Regions from separate parts of the Homo sapiens genome. Here all the other regions are linked to region 1. The links are chromatin loops, found by intact Hi-C in ENCODE. Cell type or tissue: ascending aorta. All regions are shown on one strand.

Region 1 (8,000 bases):
CTGCATTCCCCCTCATCCAGTCTGTCTGGGATTACATCAGGGCCTCTGCAGTTCCTGTGAGTTTCTAGCCTGTGGCTCTGCCTTGCCTGGCAGGTCCCTTCATCCCCATCCTCTGTCATCGCCTCTGACCTGCAAATTCTCCCTTCATCCTCATCACACTTGGCAAGGTGAAAATGAAGATACCCTTTTTACAGATGGGGGACACGAAGGCACAGAATGATGAAGCAACTTGCCCAAGACTATGTGGCTAGTGAGTGGACTCTGCCTGTCTCCAGAACTGAGTTGCTCCTTCCCCAAGAGTAGCAGAACAGTCAGAAACCATGGGAATTGGTGGGCTGGGGTACACGTCCCCTAACCATTAGTATCCAGGAGGAATGAGAAAAATCAGAGGAATTTCAACCTGCGATGCTGGAAAGTGTGCAGCACAGGAAGCCGGAGTCTTGTCACACTAGCTGTCTCTGGATGCTTCCCCAACCTCCAGGAGCCACCCTTGTCCAGGAACCAGATAGAAAAATACCTGTACTACTCACAGCCCAGGATTGTGGTGAGGTGCCAGGAGTGCAGGGGAAGGGCTTTGGAGGCCAGAAAGTGCTGCAACATTCTCCTGAAGATTGCACCACTGCTGCTACTGAATAAGCACAGAGTATTACCACCCAGCAGGAGGAGCAGGAAAGGGAACCAAGGCAATCTCTCCAAAGCTGAACATTTGCCTCTTTTCTTTCCTGGTGAGCCAGAAGGTGCCTAATACGTAGCCCAGCTTCCCCAGGGCCAGCCTGAAACAGACCAAACTGTTCTGAAAGTGTAGGAACTATCGCGTGGCTCTCCAAGTTGCAGAAGAGGCACTTAGAAGCAGCCAACCAAAGGCCTTCTCTAAGCAGTGACATTAGAATGCCCAACACAGGCAACAAAGCAATCTCTGTGGGGCCCAGTAAAATAGAAGTCATTTGCGTGAAAAAACAAACAAGCAAAACAACACAGAAACCCCAAACATCCGCAGTGAGCATCTGAGAACTGCTGAGAGGCAGGTCCGAGCAATCATCTGTTGCAGCAGCGTGAGGATGAGGATGCTGACCCAGCTGATGGAGGGGTAGGGAATCGTCCAGAACCCCTTTGGTGGCTTTTTTCCTCATCCAGGAGATGAAGCACCAGGGAAAAGAAAGCCAGGGCATTCTTTCTGCCTCAGAAAAACAGGAGGCCTAGGTCTGGTCTGACCAAAGTTTGGCCCTGCTTCTGTGACGGAAGCTTGCATCTCCTTGAGTGGTGTCCTGTCCCTAGTGAAAAAGAGACAGTGGCTCCTGAGGGTGACCCAGGGCCAGAGCTAGAAGGGACACTCACTTGTCCAAGATGAAGTAGAGGTCAAATGAGCCCTGGCATCTGTGACCTGCTTGCCCCTGGCGCCAGTGCTGCCTCCATCCTGGGCCATGGTGGTGGTGGGCTCTCCTGGAGCCCAGGGCCAGGCGGTGAAATATTCTCCAGTCAGGTCCATGGTACCGAAGGCTTCCTGCTCTAAAAAGCGGTGGAGGAAGCAGCAGCAGCAGCAGGAAGACCAGGAAGTAGGGCCCCAGGGACTCATGGCTCCCCATTATCTGGCTGTCCCTGTGACCCCACCTCACTCTTGGGTGCCTGTGCCAGGGCCCAGAGAGGCTGAGCACAGGCCCCTTCTTTGCCGCCTCCCCTTATGCCCGGGGCCACACCCCTCCTCCTGCCCTTTCACCAGTGCACACTATGGCCCTCCACCAGGTACCTCCCCAGATCGCAGGGACTAGGGTCAGCAGCTGGCTCTGGGAGACTTGCTTCCAGCTACCTGCCTGGCCCTTCCCCCACCCTGGGGACAGAATTCTCTGTTATGGTTGACAGGAAGGTTGACATGGTGACTTTGTGACCTGCAGCTCTTCCCAATGTCCTGCATGTTGACAACATCAGGGGGAGGCACAGGACCTTTGGAGGGGCTACAAGAGGAAGCCTCCATTTCCCTTATAACAGCCCTCACAGTGTCCCTTAAAACCACTAGACCCTGCTGTTTGTTCATTGGAAGAGTTAGCCCAGGTGAGTTAGGTGAGGACATTGCTGTGGGTGAGGAGGTCAAGGACTGGGAGGCCAGAGTGTTGGCAATGGGAGGTTATTTGTGTGACACTGAAGTCCCCCAGGAGATGGCAGTTCGGGAAGGAGATGGAAACTGCAGTGTTGCCAGAGTCTTTGTGAATGAGGGACATTCCGGTTCTCTACTGCTGTGTAACAGACCACCTACATTTAGGGACACAGAACAGGCCCATTTTATTATGCTCACAGGTTCTGAGGATCAGGCACTCAGGGCGGAGTTAGGAGGGCTCCTCATGTCTGGGGCCCCATAACTTGAAGGATTGGGCACTGGAATTATCTGGAGGCTGCTCCACTCACAAGTGTGGCTCCTAGGCAGGAGGGCCCAAAACCTGGGCTCAGCTGGGACTGTGAATGGAGACCCTGCATGTAGCCTCCCCGTGTGACCTGGGCTTCCTCCCAGCATGGCAGCTTCAGGGTGCTTGGGCTTTTACAGGTGGCCCAGAGGTCCAAGAGTGAGTATTTTCAGTGAGCACGGCAGAAACTGTAGAGCTTTTTATGACATCACCTTGGAAGTCACACAGTGTCACTTCCACTGTGCTCTATTGGTCCAAGCAGTCACAGCTGCCAAGAGTCAATGGGCAGGAACACAGGCCCCCTCTCTAGGGAAAGAATGTGGACAGGTTCACATCCCAGTGTCAAAACTGCTGTATGACCAACGCTTTGAATAGCAGAGAGGTTACAGTGTGTGGAAAGACGTAGGCACCAATGAGTGAGACTCAAACAGGACTCAGAAAAGTCAGACTGTAACTGTTAGAAACACCTTAATCAATTTTATTTTATTTTGTATGCACAAGAGTGATATCCAATTAAAAATCGTTCTCTAATAAGTCTAAAATATATCTTTCAATATGTGTAATATACAAATTACAAGTGATAAAAGTATTGGGTTAGTTTTTTGTTCTTTGATTTCTTTTGTTTTGGAACTGTATTTAATATAATAGAGTATCTTAAATAAGGGGTATTTCAGAATGAATGAAGCCCAGTATATTTCCTTCAAAAGCATATTTGAGCTATCTTGCTTCATTCTTCTTGATACTTGGTATTAGCATACTTTAATATTTTTGCCTGGTGGTAAGTCATCTCCTTGTGGTTTACTTTTTTCTTATTTTATTTATTTATTTTTTTGTAGAGACAGGGTCTTGCTATGTTTCCCAGGCTAGACTCCACCTCCTGGCCTCAAGGGATCCTCTGGCCCTGGACTCCCAAGCGCTGAGATTAGAGGTGTGTGAGCCACCCTCACTGCCCTCTTTGTGGTCTTAATTTGCTATTTCCTAATTACTAATGGGAACTGGTCACCTACTCACTTGATTTTGGTCGTTCATGGTTCCTCTTTGAAGTGCCTATTTAATGCCGGCATCCATTCTTTGCTTCAGGTGTTTTTCTCTTTCACATTGACTCAATAACAGTCTTTATATATCCTGGATACTAATCCTTTATCACTTGCTGCAAGTATCTTCTTTTACTCTGTGGCTTGTTTTTTTCACTTCATTTATTGTTTTTTAAACAAAGCCTAAGTTCTTAATTTTAACGTACTTGAACTGACATTTTCTACCCTGGCCCCCTCCCACCCTTAGTTCCCAGACACCTCTTATGATCTGGGGTCGAGGAGCCCGCCTTCCTGGCGGTCTCAGCTGGGGCCTGGGGAGCGAAGGCGGCGGGCGCTCGCGGGAGGAGCTGCGCGATTCGGATGCTGGGGAGGTGAAGCTCGCGGGGCCGCCAGGCCGCCGGGGTAAGGAAGGCCGGGAGGCCGCGGGGGTCCACGGCGCGGAGGGAGCCGCAGGCACCGGGCACAGCCCTCGCCCATCGCCGAGACCCGGCAGGCCCAGGAGCCAGAGGGCGGCGGCGTGAGAGGGAACCGCCTCCAAAGGACGCCCTCGCCCTCCCGCAGGCATAGTCGCAGGCGCCAGTCCCGGTCCGAGCCAGCTGGGGGTGGCTCCGGGGAGCTGAGCCGGGGGAGGGCCGGGCCGCCCAACGGATCAATAGGGGGGTTTCTCCCAGGTTGCCGTTTCTCTGGCCCGCGACGCCCTACCCGCCGGAGCCGCCCAACCGCAAGCCCCGCCCCGAAGGCGGGTGCAGCCAGGAAGGCGGGGCCTGGTGGCCTCTGGGCGCTGGCGCCAAGTTCAGAGCCGCGCCCTGGGCTGGGCGGTGGCGGCCGCGTCTGCACTTCCCCCCCTGCGCGCCTCTGGAGAGCCCGGGAGAGACGCACCCTCAGGTCGGCCAAGACCGAGAACAAGCGGGCGCGGGCAGCGGAGCCCATCTCACTTGCACGAAAGGCAGCGTTCTTGAGTCCTGCCTTTGACGGCGGGGGGTTCTTCCCTTCCCTCTGTCAGCTTCCTCCAGCTCTCTCCCATGTCCTTTCCGAGTCCCATTGCTGTCCCTGTCTCTTGCCTCTCTGCTTCTTGTCTCCTTGTCCTCTCCTGTTTCTCTCATCTCTCCCTTTTTCTTGTGTCCGCCTTGTTGGCTATTTCTCTTTTATCCTTTTTCCTTCTCTCTCTTTCGGCCTCTCCCCTCACTCTCCCTATAGGCTTCCTTCTCTCTTGCAAGCAAGAATTCTTCTTATGTTTTTCCCCTAAGGTGACTTCTTGGCCATAATCGTTTGCATCCACCCCTCCCCGCCCCAGCCCTCTCTCTGTTCATCTTGTAGTGCCCCATTATTCTCATCCAGGGCTTGTGCTAGGTGCTGGCGTCTTCAGCCCAGATCCTTTCTCCAACAGAGTATATACAAAGATCTGCACATGTAACCCGTTCAGTGCCTTTCCTGGGAAAAAGTACATAGATGATCAAATTATAAATCTCTGAATTTTCAGGGTCACCTGAAAAAAATACCTGGTTTTAGATACAAGACAATTGAATCCTTTTCTTGACATTTTGCGTTTACTCATAGAGGCACAGACAGCACAGCAGGAAGCTAAGCCTTGCAGAAGCTTTTAGGGGACATTGCCACCCACACCTTCTGTGCAATGCCAGGTGCAGGGGAGGCAAGGGACAGGATACAGACCTGGGTTGTGGGAAGACAGTGGGAGGCCAGGGCTTTGCACTTGAAACATTTGGGTGAGACTGACTGGAAATAAGAAATTAACAGTAAATTTCTAAAATATGTAGTTGCTTTGCCTCCTCAGAAATAATGGAACCTGATGTTGTGGTATATTGTGATCTTTAATGATATTCCAGCTTTTGACCAGCTTCTGTGGAACATCTCTACCCTGCCCTGCAGACTACCCTGTGACTCCTGGAAGTCTAGGTCCTTTGTTGCATGGAGAGGATGCAAACCACGTGCTGCAGCTCCCGATGCCTTTTCCGAGCAGATTCCTCAGAGGGGGTGCCTGACATCAGAGATGAATTTCAGCCAATGCCTCCGAAGAGGCAGATGCAGAAACCTCACTCCTCTCAGTAACCCTGAGCAAAGCACTCAACCTCTCTGAGCCTCGGGTTTCCATCTGTAAAATGGGCTCAAGCTAAGTTGTCTCTCCAGACTGTCAGGCGGCGCGCAGGGAGGAGGTGCAGACGCGGCCGCCACCGCCAAGCGCCCAGCGCGCGGCTCTGAACTTGGCGCCAGAGCCCTGAGGACACCAGGCCCCGCCTTCCTGGCCGCACACGCCTTCGGGGCAGGGCTTGTGGGTGGGCGGCCCCCGCGCGGGAGGGTGCCGCGGGCCAGAGAACTCGCAATCCGGGAGAAAGCCTCTGATCAGCTGGGCAGCCCAGCCCTCCCCGGGCTCAGCTCGGCGGACAGCCCTCTGATGGCTCGGGCTGGGCCGGGCGCCGGCGCCTGCGGGAGGGCGAGGGCATCCCTTGAAGGCGGCTCCAGCTCTCGCTGCGGCCCTCTGGCTCTAGGCTCCCCGACCTCTCACTCCTGCGCCAGGGGGGCCGCGGCGATGCGCCCCGTGCCTGTGGCTCCCTCTTCGCGGAGGACCTCCGTGGCCTCCCGGCTCTCCCTCCCCGCGCGACCTGGCGGCCCCGCTAGCGGCACCTCCCCAGGGCCCAAGTAGCCCAGATCCTCCAGGAGCGCCCCGACACCTCCGCTCCCCTCGCCCCAGCTGTGACCGCGCAGCACTTTGCCAGGAAGGGGGGCTCCGCGACCCTTAGAACATAGAGGTGTCCAGGGACTTAACTGCCCCTGGAGGGTGGCAGGGGGCCAGGGCAGAAGGGCCGTGGTCTGGACGGAATGACTGTGGGGTGGGTGGAGACTGCGCTGGGACTCGGAGGACCTGGGCTTTCCCCTGCAGTGGTGGAGTGAGGGTAGATGGGATAGAGTCTCAGGTAATTGCAGTTCTTGGTGCTGTTGCAGGCAAGTGTGCATGGGTCACATTGCTTGAGCGTAGGGTGCAAAGTAGCTTCCTTTGGAGAAGGGAGAATTCTTCAAGTACTGAAAGGAAAACCACCCCGAGTCCCTGCTCCCTCATTGATTAATTCCGTCACTCAGTGGGTGTTCTGACGTGGTAGGGGTGAGTGGGTGCGCGGAGATACCGTGAGGAAGCGCTGAGTTTCTCTCCAAGGCTTTGGAGGGTCTGTTGCAAAGATGAGATCCTCAAGGACAAACATAAGTCTGATGAGGGGGAAGTTGGGTTCAGAACATATATCAAACCTTAGAGATGGTCCTGTTACAGGAAAGGGGTCCCCATCTAAACACCAAGAGAGGGTTCTTGAATCTTACGCAAGAAAGAATTCAGGGCGAGTCTGCAGTGCAAAGCAAAAGCAAGTTTATTAAGAAAGTCAAGTGGTCAAAGTGCAGCTACTCCATAGACAGAGTGGGACGTTCCCGAAAGTAAGAGGAGTAAAGCCCCCATCCTAGGTACAACGCTTGTGTAGATGGGGAGATGTGCTCTGCAAAAGGGTTTGTGATAAAGGATTCATTTTCTTAATTACTCTATTTTGCAAGCATCAATATTATCTTTAAAGCAAAATTAGGAATGCCGTTGTTCTCCAGATATCTTGATATCTGGATACTCCCAAGTCTGGGTCTGTTTAGTAAACATTATTAATTTGTTCCCTTAACTGTGAACATCTAGAGGCGAGGAATGCCTAGCTTTCTGAGAACGCAGCCCAGCAAGTCCCCGCCTCATTTTCCTAGCCCTCACTCAAAATGGAGTCGTTCTGGTTTGACTGCCTCTGACAGTCCTGAAGCAAAACTTTTCTTTTATGGAAGAGAGAACATTGAGGAATAGAGAGAGACATCAAATCCGAAATGCAGAACATCAGAGACAAAGAAAACAATTTGAAAGTCACCAAACTCAAAACACAGATTACCCAGGAAAGACTGGTGGTGAAACCAATGATAAAGTTGCCACAGCCACCAGTGATATGTCCTTGGGTGCCTCAAAAATAGAATTCTGTATCTATCTGGAATATAAATCAAGTGTGAGCACAAAATGAAGGTATTGTCAGATGTGCAAAGTGTGAGTTTACAACCTGTACAACCTTGATGAAAGGATAAGAATGTATTTCAGAAAGAAGGAAACAATTTGGAAGAGTGGAGTTCAAGAAATGACGGTGAGCAAAGAAGCTGGGAACACACTGATTAAGGTGAGTGGCTAGGTACGGAAAATAATGACCATCACCAATATGGGGAGTTTTCTGAAAATAAAAGGATAGAATAATTTCAGAGGGAGACCACTTCCAGGAAAGTTTATCCAAGCAGCTTGGGAGACCTTGAGCCATCTGAGGAGTCTGAGATTTCCTAGGCATGGGCCTGTTTTCATATCCCTGCTGGCCTCTGGCTAAAAGAAGCCTGTGAGGGATGTGGTCTTTCTGTGAATGTGGTGGCCCATTGTGGTGGTAGAGAGTGGATTCCCAAAACACTCCCTTCCCCTAGTCCTACTCCCCACAGTCAGAGATCTGATTGGTGCAGTTTCGTGCTCCCCACAATGTACTTAACTTGCCATTTAAAGTCAAAATTTGTCTGC
Region 2 (8,000 bases), 1.1 Mb before region 1:
GGGCGATTCCGGCGGGGGGAGGTGCCGATCGAGCGGCCGCCAGGCTGCTGGGGGAAGGAGGGCCAGGAGGCCGTGGGGGTCCTCGGCGCAGACTGGAGCCGCAGGCACCGCGCGCAGCCCTCGCCCGCATCGCCGAGGCCCCGCGGGCCCAGGAGCGAGAGGTCGGGCGCCCAGGACCAGAGGGCGTAGGCGAGAGCAGGCACCGCCTCCAAAGAACGCCCTCGCCCTCCCGCAGGCGATGGCGCCCGGCCCTGACCAAGCCAGCTGGGGGCATCTCCGCGGAGCTGAGCCGGGGAAGGGCCGGGCAGCCCAGAGGGTCAGAAGGGGGTTTTCTCCCGGGGTTGTGAGTTCTTTGGCCAGCGGCACCCTCCCCTGCCGGGGCCGCCCACCCGCAAGCCCCGCCCCGAAGGCTGGAGCTTCCCTGGGGGTGGGCGACGCCGAGACCACGCCCCGAAGGCGGGAGCGGCTTGGGGGCGGGATCTGGCCGCCCTCAGGGCTCCGGCGCCAAGTTCAGAGCCACGCGCAGTGCTCTTGGCCGGGAGGAGGCTGTGCTGCACCAGCACCTCTTGCTCCACATCTCCAGAGAGCCCAGGTGAGGCGCACCCTCCTGTCTGCAGGGACAGAGCCGCGAGCGGGCGCGGGCGGCGGGGTCCATCTCACTTCCACATCAGCCTTTCCCCAGGACAGGGTTGTTGAGTCCTGCCTTTGACTGTGGGGTCCTTTCCTTCCCAATGTCGCCAGCTTCCTCTCTCTCCCACGTCGTCTCCGAGTCCCATCCCCGTTTCTGTTCCCTTTCTCTTCTCTCACTTTTTCTCCTCTATCTCTTCTTTATTGTCTTCCTGTTTTCATTTTCTTCTGTGTCAGTCTCTCTCCCTCTCTCTTTTCCTCTCTTTGTTTATTCTTCTCCCCTACCTTCTCCCTCTCCCCCCTGTTTTTTCAGCACTCAAGAATTCTGCCTATGAATTTTTCTCCTAGGGTGACTTTCAGGCTGCAGTTGTTTTCCTCCCTCCCACTGTCTCTCCCGGGGTTTATCCTGTGTTGCTGTTATTCTCAGCCCGGGCTTGCGCTGGGCAGTAGGGTAAGAACCATGCATCAGCCCCAGATCCTTTCTCCAACAGATTATATCCAAAGATCTGGACATGTATCCTGTTCACTGCCTTTCCTGGGAAACAAAACAATACCAAATGATCACATTATAATGAGTTTTTAGAATGAGCTAAAAGAACATACCTGGTTTTAGAGACAAGGGGTTGATTGAATCCTTTCCTTGACATTTTGCCTTTACTAATAGACACAGACAGCACAGCAGGAAGCTAAGCCTTGCAGAAGCATTTAGGGGGCGTTCCCACCCACACCTGCCTTCTGGGCAGGCTATGCAATGCCAGGTGCAGGGGAGGGAGGGGACAGGATTCAGAGCAGGGTTGTAGGAAGACAGTGGGAGGCCAGGGCTTTGAAACATTTGAGGGAGCCTGGAAATAAGAAATTAACAGTAAATTTCTAAAATATGTAGTTGCCAATGCCACTGATGTACAGAAATGAAATTAATTACTCCTGAGGGAGACATTAGACATTTTATGGCAGTAATTATGGCATTTGAAAGTAATGATTTTATGTACATTAGATAGGAGGGCCAAGGGGAAAATATTTCCTGTTAGTATCAAAGATTGTCGTAGATGCATAAGGGACGAACTCTAGAAAATCAAGTCTCATTCTTTTTGAGGGATAAAATAGAACTATATCGAGGCAATTTTTTGTTTCTTGGTTACAATGTAATCTTATCAGAGATATGTGATTTAGTTTTTAATGATATTTTATGACACATACATATTTATATGTTCAAACACACACAAATACATAATATATATGCACTAAGTTATAAAAGAGCCCTTGTTTGTTTGTAAAGATCTTAATTACCAATAAAGGTTGAAGCTTTCACTTCTTGGAAATAAGTTAACATGATATTGTAGTTTATTATGACCTTTAATGAAAATTCAACTAATTTACTTTTGATTGATACAGAAATGGAAATTTGGCCGTAGATAAATCACACAGAATTAAACAGAAATTAAGTATGATGAAGGTGCATTGCAGTGTGTTCAGTGAAAGAATTTGCATATGCTAGATATTTTGGACAAATTCATAGGTATGTGCATGGAACTGTGATTTGTGAGGCTTTTTTCTGGTTTAAAAAGTTAAATTGCCTTTATATCTAATCCCTGATCCCCAACATATGCGGATTCTGGGGGGAGGGATAAAAGACTTTGCAAATGATTTAGAATCATCGTGTCTGCTTTGCTTGGCAGATTTCTTTTCAGACATCCAAGAGGTGGCAACTTTTGTTTGAAACATATAATCACACCAATTATTTAAAAAAAAAGACAAACTTAAATATTTTTAAACTTATTTTTCCTCATTAGTGGTCTGTGCCTCTATAAGAACATCATTGTCTTTTTATCCTTAGATGATGCTATTGTTGGAACCTGGGAAGGTCGGAAGGAATAGCTGAGGTAAAATCATGGACTTTTTGCCTGAAGGCTGCCAGTGGAATTGGGACCACTGTCTCAGGCTCCACCTTTATTCTCTAGTTGTATCAGGAAAAGAGCTGCTGTTCCTTGTGCTCTTGCTATCTGGCATGCACAGAGCCCTGTTGAGTCCTGTCCGTGAGTGCCTGAAGTGAAGATCACCATTCTTGTTTTACTTATGAAGAGATGGAGGCCCAGAGTGTTTGTCTGAGCTCAGGCAGGTAGTGGCAGGGTTGATTTGGAACACAAGTAGTGCCCTGGCGCCTGAGTGACCAGGGCTAATTCAGTCCCTTTATGTGACTTCCATGTTGCTGCAGCCCTGGCAAATATAACGTCTAAAATATCACTCCACACAGCACCAGCCACTGCCTATTGGCATTGTTTGGCAGAACACTGCTCCCTGTTCTATGTCCTGGCCATCCTCAGTCATATTCATGGCAGACTCTCAATCTGCACAGCAGGGCCCCATTGAAGCATTGGATCTGCCCTCTGCTTTCACTGGCCCTGCTTCTGCACAGTCTCAGACATCTGAGTGGATGATGAGATCACATCCACCCCTATGAGGGTCGACGTGGCCAAGTTATGTTGCACTAGGGCCACTCTCCCTGCTTCCATGGGTACTGGCTGTGTTCGCAGTCTCCTGCACTTGGCTTTCCTCGAATGCAGCAGGCATTGCTGCTAGAGGGGTCCAGGCGTAGCTGGCCACAGAGCCTGTAGGGGCTGACCAGGAATTGCTCATCTCCCCAGTGCCACCAGCCAGCCTCTGGGAAAGCCTGGATCACCTTCAGTGTTTAATTTCCTCAGTGTGCCAGAGCCAGGAGGATTCCTGGAAACAGGTGTATTCCCTTTCTTAGGAAACCCCAGGACCTCACAATCCAAATGCAGAAAAGGCCCGTAGATGATTGTCCTCTGGAATCTTCCAAAAGGGTCTGGGAAGCTTCTGCAGAGACTAGGGATACCAAAGGATTAGAAGACAGGAGGTATTTTCTGCTCTTGTGTGTTTTAACTGAAGAGAAAAGCAGATGCAGCAAAGCACTGCTTGGGGGGAGCGGGTGGGGGTACATGGTGTCTCTGAATAAGATCTGGTGCCTGACCTGCAGCTCAGAACAGCTTGAGGCTGGCCAGTTGGCTTGGGTTAGGGAGTGACTTCAGACATCCCAGGAAAAAGAGGTTATCCAGATGTTTGCCAAGAGTTCTTTCTTCTGTAGGTGGAGCAGGAAGGAGAAAAATGCCCAGGCTGTTTGGTCATTTATTAAACACTGTTATGCACTGGTCCCTGAGAGCTCAGGAGTAATGGGAAGGCTGCCATGGAGTGGACTCTGTCCCTTTGCACTCAGTGCGATAAGAAGTGATACCCCTAATGTTTACTGAGCCAGGTTCCTTAGCACTTTCTCTATATTAATCCTTCTAATCTTTCCCACAACCCAGTGAAGAAAACACCAAGGTGACCCTCTTTATAGATCAGAAAACAGGCCTGGAGGGGACCCACGCCTTGCCCAAGGTCACAGGTTGGATACAGCAGAGCTGGCCTCCAACCGTGGAGCCCGTGCACTTAACATCTATTTGGATGGAAGGCTCGAAGGTTACCTGAGACAACCTGGTCAAGGTGATAATGTGGGAGAATGTGGCCAGTGGTTCCCAGATGAGTGAATGATCAGTGTGCAGTCACCAGAGGATGGGTGATAAACCGAGAACCACAAGCTCTTAACACTGTGGGGTGGGCGAGGCTTCATCTCCCAGGATGCAGCACTTGCTGAGTTGGGCAACAGGGGACCCTGGTTGATGGCCCAGGTTGGTTGGAAGCCTTTGGGAGATGTGCTCTGTGTTGGTGGGGAAGGCCAGGCATGGTTAGATCCCCTGTAGACTTGGGGAGCTCAGTTTCAGAAAGTTTCAAAGATCATCACTTGATTTCTGTGATTCACGTGATCTGAGGGCTCTGAAAGTGGTGGGTGAGTCCTGGAATTAAATCTGTTTTTTTCAAGTAGGAAAGACATGGGGTGGCAATGAGAGACATCTGTGTGGCTCAGAAAGATGTCTTGCTGAGGTCAGAGGGACAAGAGCCAAGGAGAACAAGAGGAGCCCTTCCCAGGACACTCACAATGACAGAGTGACGAGGGCCAGTAAAGAGTGTCAGGGGGTGAGAGCCCGGGTGTGAACTGAACCTACTGAGGAGAGCTGACGACCACAAAGCATCTTTTCATATCATGTTCGGAGCAAGGAGAACAAGGGCTTCATAGATCCATCGCCGTCTAGGGCAGCTGGTGTCTGTGAAGGGGAGGAAGGCACAGCTCCACTGTGCCCACAGCGGTCTGGACAGAGGAGGATCTGCAGGTGCAAAGGGCGCAGGCAGGTTCCCGGAGGAAAGCAGGAGCCACGTAGCGTGGGCTGCAGTGTGTGTGCTCAGGGCTCTGACCAAGAGAATGCCCTGGCCAGGGTATAGCATGACCTGGAATGAGATACCCCCATCTGAGGTGCTGTCTGAGAGGTGTTGGAAATGAAGCCCGGAGGTGGAAGAGACTCAAATCTGATGTTGGCCCTGGGAAAGATCCTAGACTAAGAAGAAGGCTGTGAGTCTGTGGGCAAAGGAGAGACGTGCATGAGGAGCTGGCGGGGGCTCCCTGGGGACAAGTCATGCCAGCCTCACGTCATTTTCCACCTTGCAGGTCTTCGGTCTGGCCCTTGTTCTGTTGGGGTTCTGGAGGACGTGCTGTGCCCTGGCCTTACTGACCTTACTCCATGCAGTGCTGATGCATGCGACAGCGGTGACCCTCCAGGGTCCCAGGTGGGATGAAAGGTCCCCAGCTAGTTCCTAGTTTCATCTCCTCATTTTCTCCATCCTCCTGCTCCTTCTTATTAAGATCTGGATGTTAACATTGATGGAGTGTGAAGCTGGGTGGGATATTTAATTCAGCAGTTGGCGGTGTCAGGATCCACAGTGGTCTCTGAAAGCTGAGATGCTGCCCTGAGTTTATCGGGATGGCATTTGGCAGATTGGAGATAAGTGCATCTGAATTGAGACACATAGCTTCCCTCATATGGTTTTTATGAAAATGAAATGAACAAGGTGCCTTATTTCATTTGTTAATACTATTGTTTGTCATGTAGATACTTACGTAGCCGATAAATGGTAACTTCTATTCTGATACCCTGAAGCATCCTGATAGCAAATGTTCCATCCTGCTGTAAAGGAGAACTGGTTTCTTCCAATTAGTCATACATGAGTAGGTCTGGGATGGCCTGGAGAGACAGCTTAGCCAGAGCGCATTTTACAGATGGAAACCTGAGGCTCAGAGAGGTTGAGTGCTTTGCTCGGGAACACAGAGAGGAGTGATGTTTCTGCCTCTGCCTCTTTGGGAGACACTGGCCGACATTCACCTCTGACGTCAGGCACCCCCTCTGAGGAATCCACTCAAAAAGGGCATCAGGAGTGGTGTGGAGCCTGCTGCACCACGTGGTTTGCGTCCTCTTCATGAAGTCACACGGGGTGGTCTGCAGGGCAAGGCGGGGTGGCGATGTTCCACAGGAGCTAGTCAAAAGCTTGTGACAAAAGGGAACGTGAGGTTTTATGTTCACTTTTCTTGCTTTCTCTCTGATTTATCCCATGCTTTCACTCCATGAGAGGGTTGGGCTCTCTGTCTCATCTCCTTGAGAGCTCCTGCAGGAAGTGGCTGGACGCAGGTACATCCTTTCATGGCTGGGCGGGAAGCAGGGAGAGGAAGAAGCTGATTTGGCCCAGGCTATATTTATGCATAGCAAGCCATGGAGGCTCTCATCCACTCCTAGATTCTCCCTGAGCCCTGGGATAAATATTTTCTAAGGATGAGAATTCTGGAATGCTGAGTGGAGTCTGGTTCTGCCAGTACCTCTCACCAGTGGAGGGGGCACTTGAAGAGCTTGAGTTCTAGTTTCCAGAACTTGAGGGTGGGGCTGGTGAGAGCGGGTAGGGATGAAGGCATCCCAGCAGGGCTGATACCACCTCCCCATGGGTGCCACCTTTACATGTGGTCAGTGCATGTCTTCCCTTCCACACCGTGGGCACTTCCAGGGTGAGGCTGAAAGCTGGTCCATCCATGGAGGTCCAGTTTGGCACAGGCAGGCAGTTCGCGAAGCTCTGCCAGGGGAGCAGAGAAGCGAGTGGATCCATGTGTGGGGAGAACCAAGAGTGAGCACTTCTGGCGAGTGGAGATGAGGTTACACATGCTCTCTCTAGGGGCAGGGCCAGGTGGTGGGGTGGCAGCCCCTTAGTGTGGGGGTGGGGGCCAGGCACAGCCAGACCCATCCTGCCAAGCCTGCATGTGCATTGCTCCAACTTTTGTCCTTCTGTGCACCTATGCCTACAGATCCCCTGTCCCCAGGTGCCTGAAGTGGCCTGGCACTCCTGAGGGTCAGGAGAAAAAATGAGTATGGCAACCAGCAAGGAAGGAAAACTGCCCTCAACCAGGGTGCAAACACAGTCGAATTAAGTCAGAGCTGGCAGGCAGAAGCCCTGTGTGCTCTGTGAATGTGGCAGCTGCTGCTAGATGCTGACAGGTGCAGGGGCAGGGCTGAGCCGGCGCCTCCGGGTGGCAGCCGTGTGTGTGTGTGTGTGTGTGTGTGTGTGTGTGTGTGTGTGTGTGTGATTGTTATTGCTGGCTCCTCTGGGTGGCAGCCATGTGTGTGTGTGTGTGTGTGTGTGTGTGTGTGTGTGTGAGATTGTTATTGCCGGCATCTCTGGGTGGCAGCTGTGTGTGTGTGTGAGTGTCTGTGTTTGATTGTTATTGTTCTGTGAGAGAGTCCTGGAGGTATAGTGCTCTGAGCTGAGGTGAGTTGTCACATCCATAGCAATCAGGATTCTTTGGATGCAAACCACAGCGATGGACTCTGGCCAACTTTGTGAAGAAGGAATTAATTAGAAGGTTATGGTGGCAGGTAGATCACAGTGTCAGAGGAAGAACTGGAGAAATAAGCTCAAAAAAGACCGGGATTGAGCTATTCAGAGAGTTCCAGTACCAGGCACACATAAGCAGCTTCTCAAACTGAAACTGGGTTTGGTTAGGAAGGATGCTGAGTAGCATAAAACAGAACCAAGCCATCTGACTGCTCTTGTCGTAGAGATCGCGTATTCCTCCTTTCCTGTCAGCTGGTTTAAAAACCTGGGGCAAAGGGGGACCCTGCAGTCCACCCCACTCTTCCTGAGATGCCCTGCGGGGGTTGCAGAGATAGATCAAACACAGGCTGTCTCTCCCCAGGGACCAACAGTCCAGTAGGTGATAGCGGCAACACTGACTATGGCCAGGCAGGCTGCTGAAGGTGGTCTCTGCAACCCGAGTCAGCATGGCAGCCCTGACGGTGTTTTGGTGTGAGCAGCTCGCAGATGCAGCCCAGTTGTTTTGCTTTCTGGGCTGCTTCTTGAGGGTCACCTCAAGTCTGCACACAAGGGTAGAGCTGCAAGCTCTGGAGGGAAATAGCACTGGGTTATAATTTCCACTGGAGGACATC
Region 3 (8,000 bases), 56 kb after region 1:
AGGGTGCCTGGTGCCTGGCCAGCAGGTGCATGGCCTGTGTGCGGCCCCATAGGCAGGGTCCAGAGAGGTGGGTCACATGTCTGTGCAGGTGTGGAAATGGATGGACAGCCAGACAGTGCACCCTCTGGCTCTAGACTGCCTGGCCCAGCTGCCTAATGCCTACAGCCACATACAAATGTGCCAGAGCAGCCAACGCAACTTTACAAGGTGCCTGGAACTGTGTGTCTCTCAAGACTCAGGGACAAAATGTTCATTATACTTATGACACCAGGAAAAGTGTGGGGAAGCTTTCATTAGGCAGAAAGGGAAGTCAGGCATGGTGGCTTATGGGAGGCCTTTGGGAGGCCAAGGCAGGCAGATTGCTTGAGTCCAGGAGTTCAAGACCAACTTGGACAACATAGCAAAACCCCGTCTCTACCCAAAATATGAAAATTAGCCAGGCATGATGGCCTGCCTCTGGTCCCAGCTACTCAGGAGGCTGAGGTGGGAGGATTGATTGAGCCCAGTAGGTGGAGGTTGCAGCTAGCCTCTGCACGCCAGACTGGGCAACAGAGTGAGAACCTATCTCAAAATAAATAAATAAATAAATAAATAAATAAATAAAAAGATATATAGATAGATAGGAAAAAGAAAGGGAATTAAAATAACCTAAAAGTGTAGAGAGATTTTATCTCTTCCTCAGATTGGGTTGTCTCTAATTAATGACAACTATGTTTCTGCCCTGGGAGGTTCAAGCCCACTTCTCTGCAGCTGGCCTGTGCTCCTGTGTTAACCCATGTGTAAACATGAAGATGCTGCTTTCCATCTCTGTGGCTCTGAGACCCCATAAGGAGAAATGCATGTGCAATTTCATGAAGAGTTGTATGTGATCCTGGTGAAATCAACATACGTTTGTTAATGGGGATTGAGAGCCTTTGGAGTTTAGCCAATGTGAACTCAAGTTAGGGCCTGTCATCCTTCCTCATCCCTCAAGGGAGGAAGTCATAGATTAAGAAGGCGAGCTTAGAGGACATCAGAGGGGAGAACCCCTCCACCCTGGCCACCCACAGGGACCCTCCCAGGCTTTCTGTGTTGAACAGTGACAGTAGGAGCAGGCAGAGGGAACTTTGCCAGCCACCCTTCTGTGGGCCACTCCAGCCCTGCCTCCTCCACTCCAGCTGAGTTGATCTCCCTGGTTTGGCATCAGTCAGAAGCTCCTCACCCTAGTGAAGGGAGAAAAGGGGGCACAACCCTTGGTCATGCAGGTGGACTGAGTTGCAGGTGGGCTGCCTTTTTAAATTTTAGATTCAGGGGGCACATGTGCATGTTTGTTTCAAGGATATATTGTGTACTGGTGGAGATTGGGCTTCTAGCGTAGCCATCACCCAGATACTGAAAATTGTTTCCAATAGGCAGTCTTTCAGCCCTCATCCCCCTCCCACCCTCTTATTTCCCACCTTATTTCCATCCTTATGTCGATGTATACATATTGTTTAGTTCCCACTTATAAGCGAGAACATGCAGTATTTGATTTTTTGTTTCTGAGTTAGTTCGCTTCGGATAATGGCCTCCACCTCCACCATGTTGCTGCAAAGAACATAATTTCCTTTTTTATGGCTGCATAATATTCCATAGTGTATATATACCACATTTTATTTATCTGGCCAACCAATGATGGATACTTAGATTGGTTCCATGACTTTGCTATTGTGAATAGTGCTGAGTTAAATGTACGAGTACAGATGTCTTTTTTTATATAATGATTTCTTTTCCTTTGGATAGATACCCAGTAGTTGGATTACTGAGTAACATGGTAGTTCTATTTTTAGTTCTTTGAAAAATCTCCAAGCTGATTTCCATAGATATTTAATTAATTTACATTCCCACCATCAGTGTATGAATGTTTCATTTTCTCTACATCCACACCAACATCTGTTGTTTTTTAACTTTTTAAAAATAGCCATTCTGACTGGTATAAGATGATATTTCAGTGTGGTGTTAATTTGCCTTTTTCTAATAATTGGTGATGTTGAGAATTTTTTCATGTGTTTGCTGCTTATATTTCTTCTTTTGAGAAATGAGTGTTCATATCCTTTGCTCAGTTTTAAATGAAGTTCTTTGGTTTTTTCTGTTTAGTTGTTTGACTTCCTTATATATTCTGGATATTAGTCCTTTGTTGGAAGCATAATTTGCAAATATGTTCTCCCATTCTGTAAATTATAGGTGTATTCTGAGTTTCTTATATTTTGAAGTCTACCTCTCTAGAAAGATTAAGGAAATTTTCCTGAATTATTCCCCCAGATATGTTTTCCAGCTTTGCTTACTTTTTCTTATTTTCTCTCAGGAATGTCTATAAGTTATAGGTTTGGTGAAAATCCCATCTTTATTTGTTCTTTTTTAAAATTCATTTTTCTATATTTTTGTCTGACTATGTTAACAAAATACCAGTCTTCAAGATCTGAAAATTTTTTCTTCTGCTTGGATCATTAAAGCTTTTAACTGTATTTTGAAATTCTTTAAGTGTATTTTTTATTTCCGGAAGTTCTGTTGTTGTTTTAAAGGTATTTATCTCTTCCTTCATTTCCTGGTTTGCTTTCATGGTTTCTTTGTGTTAGTTTTCAACTTTCTCTTGGCTCTCATTTACCTTCCCTGCAATCCATACATTTAATTCTTTATCTGTAATTTTGGGGTTTTCATTTTCGTTGGGGCTCATTGCTGGAGAGCTAGTGTGATTATTTGATGTTGTCACAACATTCAGATCTTTCATGGTGCTAGAATTTTTACACTGGTTCCTTCTCATCTGGAGGAGCTGACACTTCTTATGTTCAAATTTATTTTCATTTATGTGGGATATTTTCTCTGTTATCTCTCCCTCCCCCCGCCTTGAGGGTGTCACTGTAGGGGTTATGGCCTTTCTCCTGCAGCCCTGTGCACTTCTGTTTTTTATTGGGCTGTGCAGTTCAACCTGCAGGCCAGTAGGGGGCACTTCTGTGTTAGGGAACCTCTTTTCGCTCCATGGGGGTCCCAGCTGTGCAGGCTTTACTCTCCTCTGCTGTCTGTGATTCCTGTCATGTCTCTGGTGAATTTCAGCATGCTCTCTTAAAGGATCTATTTGAAGTGTTAGTATTTACTCACTATTTTGATGCCTGAGAGATTCTCACTAACTACTGGCTGTGGCATAAGCGCATGGGTGTATATCTGACCTTTGCTCACTGAGGTGCTCTCTATTGTTTCAGCTGATGGACTGGACAGCAGAATGCCAGGTTCCCTGAGCTTCCTGCTAAGAGTAGGTTGGGAGGGTGGAAGAGAGGTTGCAGCTGGGCAGAGCTGGAACCCTGGCTTTCCCACAAATACCCCAAATGATAAGCGTAGGCACCAGCCATGATAGGGGTGGCTGGGGGAGCTCCTGATGACATGCACAGAGGTCTCTGTGGTGGGATGAGGGGGCTGCACTGGCTCCACGTCTAGATAGGCAGGAATGCAATCTGCTTCCCTATCACACCCCTGTTCTGGGGCTGGTGTCTCAGTTCAGATGCACACTGTGGTCTATCTGCAGGCCACAGTGTGGCTGAGAGACGTGGAAAATGCCTGTCCTGTGCCTCTCCGCAGGAGTGGCTTCAGGGTGGAAATTCTTCACTCAGCCCAATGCAGGCAGTTGTATGGCTCGCCTGTTCTCCAATGTGGTAATGCCGCCACCCCATGGAGAGAGGGAGAATGGCTCTGCCTGTCAGCCATGTGGGTGGGAGTCATGGCTAGTGTTGGCTGCTTGGGTGGGCCCAAACTCAGGTCCAGAGGGTAGTCAGGTGCCAGCGATGTTGGACTGGGCTAGGTAATTCCCCAACTCCCACACCTCTCAGTGACCCACTAGATGGCATGTAGGAGTCCTGATGTGGCTGGACCAGGATCTAGTCAGCCCAGAGTTCAGGTGCTGGCTGTGATAGGGAGGGGTGGGCTGATCCCCTGGAGCCTGAGAACAGATCACAGGACTGTGGGGGCTGGGCTTTCCGAAGGGCTCCAGGCCACAGCTGCAATGTTCAGGCATAGCAGGGTGGCTGTGCTGTGCACCGTTCACCCAGGAGGGCAGGAATCTTCAGCTGGGGCAATGAGCAATGATAGTTGTTGGGCTCATGGTCCACTTGCACTTCTCTCCCAAAGCTGGATTTTGCTGTTAGGAGCTCAGGAAGGTGCCTGACCTTCCTGCTCCCTTCCTGGCCTGGGGCAGCAGAGGCAAGCCTGTGGTGGAACGGGCTAATGGGCAGCCTCTGGGGGTTGGGTTCTCAGGGGAACAGTGAGCTGTGGCTGTCATGCTCAGTCAGGGGTGGGCGGTGGCACTGGCAGCCTGTCACCAAAGCAGGCAAGTCCCGTTTGGCAGAGAGGAGCAGCAGAGGGAAGCCTTGTCTACCCACTCCTCCTTACCACAGCTGCAGTATCTGTCTTTGGGGCACACGAAAGTGCCCAGTTCCCCTCCATGGCAGGCAGCAGCAGCTGCACCAGGCAGATCAGGGATGAAAAGCCTGTGGGATCCATGTAGGCTTGAGCAGTGCCTCTGCACAGTCTCCAGCAGGCTCCCTGTGTTCATCTGGAGGCCCGGGGGCAATGAGAGGGCTCCCTGTGACTAGGATTGTGAAGGTCCATGGTGGAGTTGTGAAATTTCAGGGTTCTCTCACTTGCTCACCTCTTCCCTGTGTTAGGGAGCCCCTTTCCGCTCCATGGGGGTCCCAGCTCGGCAGGCTTCCCTCTCCTCTGCTGTCTGATTCCCATCATGTCTCTGGTGAATTTCAGCGTGCTCTCCTAGAGGATCTGTTTGAAGTGTTAGTATTTACTCACTCTTTTGATGCCTGAGAGGTGCCAACTAACTACTTCTACTCCTTGGCTGCCACTGTTCCATTGCCCCCTCCTCGGGGGAGGGGCAGCATAATTTCAGAAAACAAGTCTCACATCAGAGCTGCCCAAAACCAAAGTGTACAAAAGGGAACACGGTGGGCAATTTTTATTCCTTATTTTAGACCAGAACTATAAGAACACACATTTCTGAGAGTCCAATGGATGTCACGTTAAGCACCCCTGTAGAGCTGGAATGAGCCAGAGCAGGTGAGGTAACGAGTAGCCCCACATGGAAGCTCACAAGAAGCCAGGGCACTGCTCACCCCTGGGATGGCACAGAGAGGGTCCAGGCCCCCAGGGGCACTGCAGGCCTCCGTTGGTCATTCAGGGACCTCAATATGCAGGGGAAGCTCTGCCAGGCAAGAGCATTCTTTTGAGATCAGCTTCTTATCAGCCAGACAGAAGGAGCAGGGCTAGGCTGGGTGACAGGCATGTGCACCTGCCACTGCCATGAGCTCAGACACAGCCCGCTGAGCTGCAGGGGAGGCTACAATTTAGTAGCTGTGCATCCAAGAAGGAGTTGGGGATAGATTTGTGGACAGTGCCCAGTCCCCGCTAGGGCACCAATCACTGAGGGCAAGGACCCTGGAGCTTTAGCTCTCCTACTGGTTTTCCTAACCTACCAGGGAAGGCTCCCTTCATGGCAAGACCCTGGTGGGACTTTTGGAGGCAGATGTGCACACCCAGTCTGCACACCTGTATTAGCTGAACTCCTCACAGGGGCTTAGAAACAGACTGGAGAGGAAAATGTACACGTAGGAGGTTTCTTTTGTTAGGGAGTCCTCTGGGGAACACCATGGTGAGGGAGAGAATAACGGCAGGAACCAGACCCACATAGGATGTGCTACCGCAACCATCTCCAATCAATGGGAAAATAAATGGCTATCCGTTTGCAGGAATGTGTTATTTAAGGCACTTTTCCTGGGGTCCTGAAACTTCAACTGTCAACCCACAAGCCCCAGCAAAAAGGCATGGAGGTGATTGGGACAGGGACTGCCTAGTGACAAGGTGAGCCCTTAGATCCCCCACCCCACACCCACCACCAGGGGCTCGAGCCTCCAAGAGAGGAGGCATCAGGTGGGTTGAAGTGTAGGAAAGTGTAGGAGGGCTGGGCTGGGCTTTAGCAGCTGAGTCTTCTGGCTCTAGTCCAGAGCCCTGTGCACTTCCCCAGGTTGCCCCCTTCCGCAGTTGGGAGCTGAACCACCAGGCCCTCCCAGATGGCTGCTTAATGGTGAAGCTGCCTTAGTGCAGCACTCTGATCATTTATCATTAAAGTGGGCAGAGCCAGAACTCCCAGAGCTCAATGGGGCCTTGATACATCCTAAGCTTCTACTCTGTGCTAGACCCTTGGTCCTAGGAGGTGGGGACGTCACATCAGAACACCGGGGAGTTTTATCAACTTTCTTTTATCCTCCTTGGGTATGTGCTGCTGATCACCGCGGGTGAATTGTTGTAGACTCACTAATATTTTGTGACCTTGGCTTGCTTTCTTCACATTTGATAGATTAGGAAAGTACAGGTCTGAGAATTTATAGCAACTTGCTTAACATCCCACAACTTTTAAGTGGAGGAAGCAGGAGTCAATGCAGAGCAGCTGTCTGCAGAAGTGTACTGGGCACTCGGTTCCTGTCCGCAAGTGCAGAATCTGCAACCAGGAGTGGGGATATGGGGGAAGTATCCACCTGCCTCTCACAGAGGCTAACAGCCTAGAGCATGTCCCCAGCTTCCTGCCAGGTCATCACTAGAGCCTGAAGGAACCCCTCCACCTGGCTGGCCAGTGGACCCAGCTCTGGGCTGGGGCGAGGCTCCCTCACCACTGACGGTTAGGTAAACTGTCCTCCTGGCCGGCCTGGGCTATTCCTGAGCTTGCTGCTCAGCCCCTCCCTCCAATCACTCAGCTCAAGTCTCCAAGCCTGGGCTAATGGCTTGGGCTCTTTGAAGCCAGGAGCCTCCCCCAGACTCCCACCAGGCATGACTGCAAAACTCCTCGCATGCACACATATACAACCACACATCTACATGCCTGTGTTGAAGCTTGTGTGTCTACACAAAGCTGTGGTCTTCATGCAGTTCCTCTGACCCCTTCTGTAAACACCAGAATTCCCTGAGTAGGCTCAGCATGTAGAGAGAGACAGGGGCAGAAGGGAACTCCATCTCTCACCAGGATTCCCTGAGTAGGCCCAGCATGTAGAGGGAGACAGAGGGGCAGAAGGGAACTCCATGTCTCAAGCACTGCCTAGTGCTTCTGCCTGTGCTGGGCTGGGTAATTTGCATACCTGGTCAGATATCTATTGAAACATTCATTCCGTTTTGTGTTCTCCCTCTCTGTTTCTTTTTTCTTTCCTTCTTTTTTTAATGGCATTGAGATTTTTATTTACCTACCTTCCTGCTTTCTTTTAACATTATAAACATTATAAGCCAAATTATTCTCTTTTTGACCCAAGGTTGTGATAGGAACCCTCTTGTTACAAAGTGGTGGCTGATCTGTGCCTGCTTTTATGCTTTTCTGGCCCCTCTCAACCTCTGGCTGTCACTTCTCTGTTCTTTCTCAGTTGTCCCTTAAGAGTGTATTCTAATCCCTGTGAAACAGGGACTGAAAGTACCAATCTCATTGTTACGAGGTTTAAGAGAAGGTCCAGCATTAAGCCAAGCTCTCAGGAAAATTGAAACAGTTCCTCCTTGCCCTTCAATACAGTTCCTTCTCATCTGTCACGGGCTGAGGAATGACTGAACCATAAACCAAGCACAGGGTATAAGTCCACAGGCCAGGTGAAGGCCTAGATGGTAAAGTACGTGGGCTTTGCGACTCCACTGCTGACATCCAGGTTAAGGAAGGACTGACTTAGTGAGCAGTTCCAAGACCATTGAGCTCACAGTTCCCTGTGGCTGTCTCCCTCATACTTCCACCATGACCAGGCTTGAGGAGGGGACTCTCAGTTCCCCTGACTCACTTGGAATAGTATGAGGGGTGCAGCAGAAGCCAAAAACTGAGTGAACGGCCCTGGGGAGTCCATGGGGGATGCTGACAAACCAATCACAAAGTTGGTGCCATTCGCTCTTAAGAAGGAGAGGCAGGGCCTGGGCAAGAACAGCAGCTGGAAGGTGAAATGCAGGCCTGGCTCTCAGTAGCGGTAGTG

Evidence for each region. Hi-C counts contacts between places; a loop is a spot of excess contacts. Peaks named below come from ENCODE experiments on the same cell type or tissue, not always from the same donor. Only the 100,000 strongest peaks of a DNase experiment are listed, where the experiment ranks them.
Region 2: it touches region 1 in a loop (34-fold over the local background); 18 of 110 quality-filtered maps call a loop at or near these places.
Region 3: a loop joins it to region 1, with 4 times the contacts of the local background. A loop is called at or near these places in 3 of 110 quality-filtered maps.

Annotation. Positions count from the first base shown.
Region 1 is chr10:46,280,846-46,288,845 of GRCh38, reverse strand. ANTXRL (ANTXR like) reads right to left here and starts at 1,849. Exons shown (of 17, transcript NM_001278688.3): 1 at 1,336-1,849. The coding sequence starts at 1,583. It overlaps LOC105378577 (a long non-coding RNA gene), which reads right to left and starts at 3,996. Exons shown (of 1, transcript NR_160731.1): 1 at 2,849-3,996. RefSeq lists silencers at 3,806-4,295, 5,660-5,809. In ascending aorta, no CTCF peak of the experiment used is centred here; DNase peaks (open chromatin) are centred at 4,205, 5,755 and 6,226; H3K4me3 peaks cover 3,192 bases; H3K27ac peaks cover 2,058 bases.
Region 2 is chr10:47,376,812-47,384,811 of GRCh38, reverse strand. It overlaps ZNF488 (zinc finger protein 488), which reads left to right and starts at 519. Exons shown (of 2, transcript NM_153034.4): 1 at 519-592. RefSeq lists a silencer at 71-550 and an enhancer at 113-612. In ascending aorta, no CTCF peak of the experiment used is centred here; a DNase peak (open chromatin) is centred at 431; H3K4me3 peaks cover 919 bases; H3K27ac peaks cover 475 bases.
Region 3 is chr10:46,224,406-46,232,405 of GRCh38, reverse strand. It overlaps the pseudogene ANTXRLP1 and the pseudogene AHCYP1. Among named protein-coding and RNA genes, the nearest start is that of ANTXRL, 59 kb to the left of the region's middle. RefSeq lists an enhancer at 3,371-4,025. In ascending aorta, CTCF peaks have their summits at 2,948 (motif pointing right) and 3,683; a DNase peak (open chromatin) is centred at 3,675.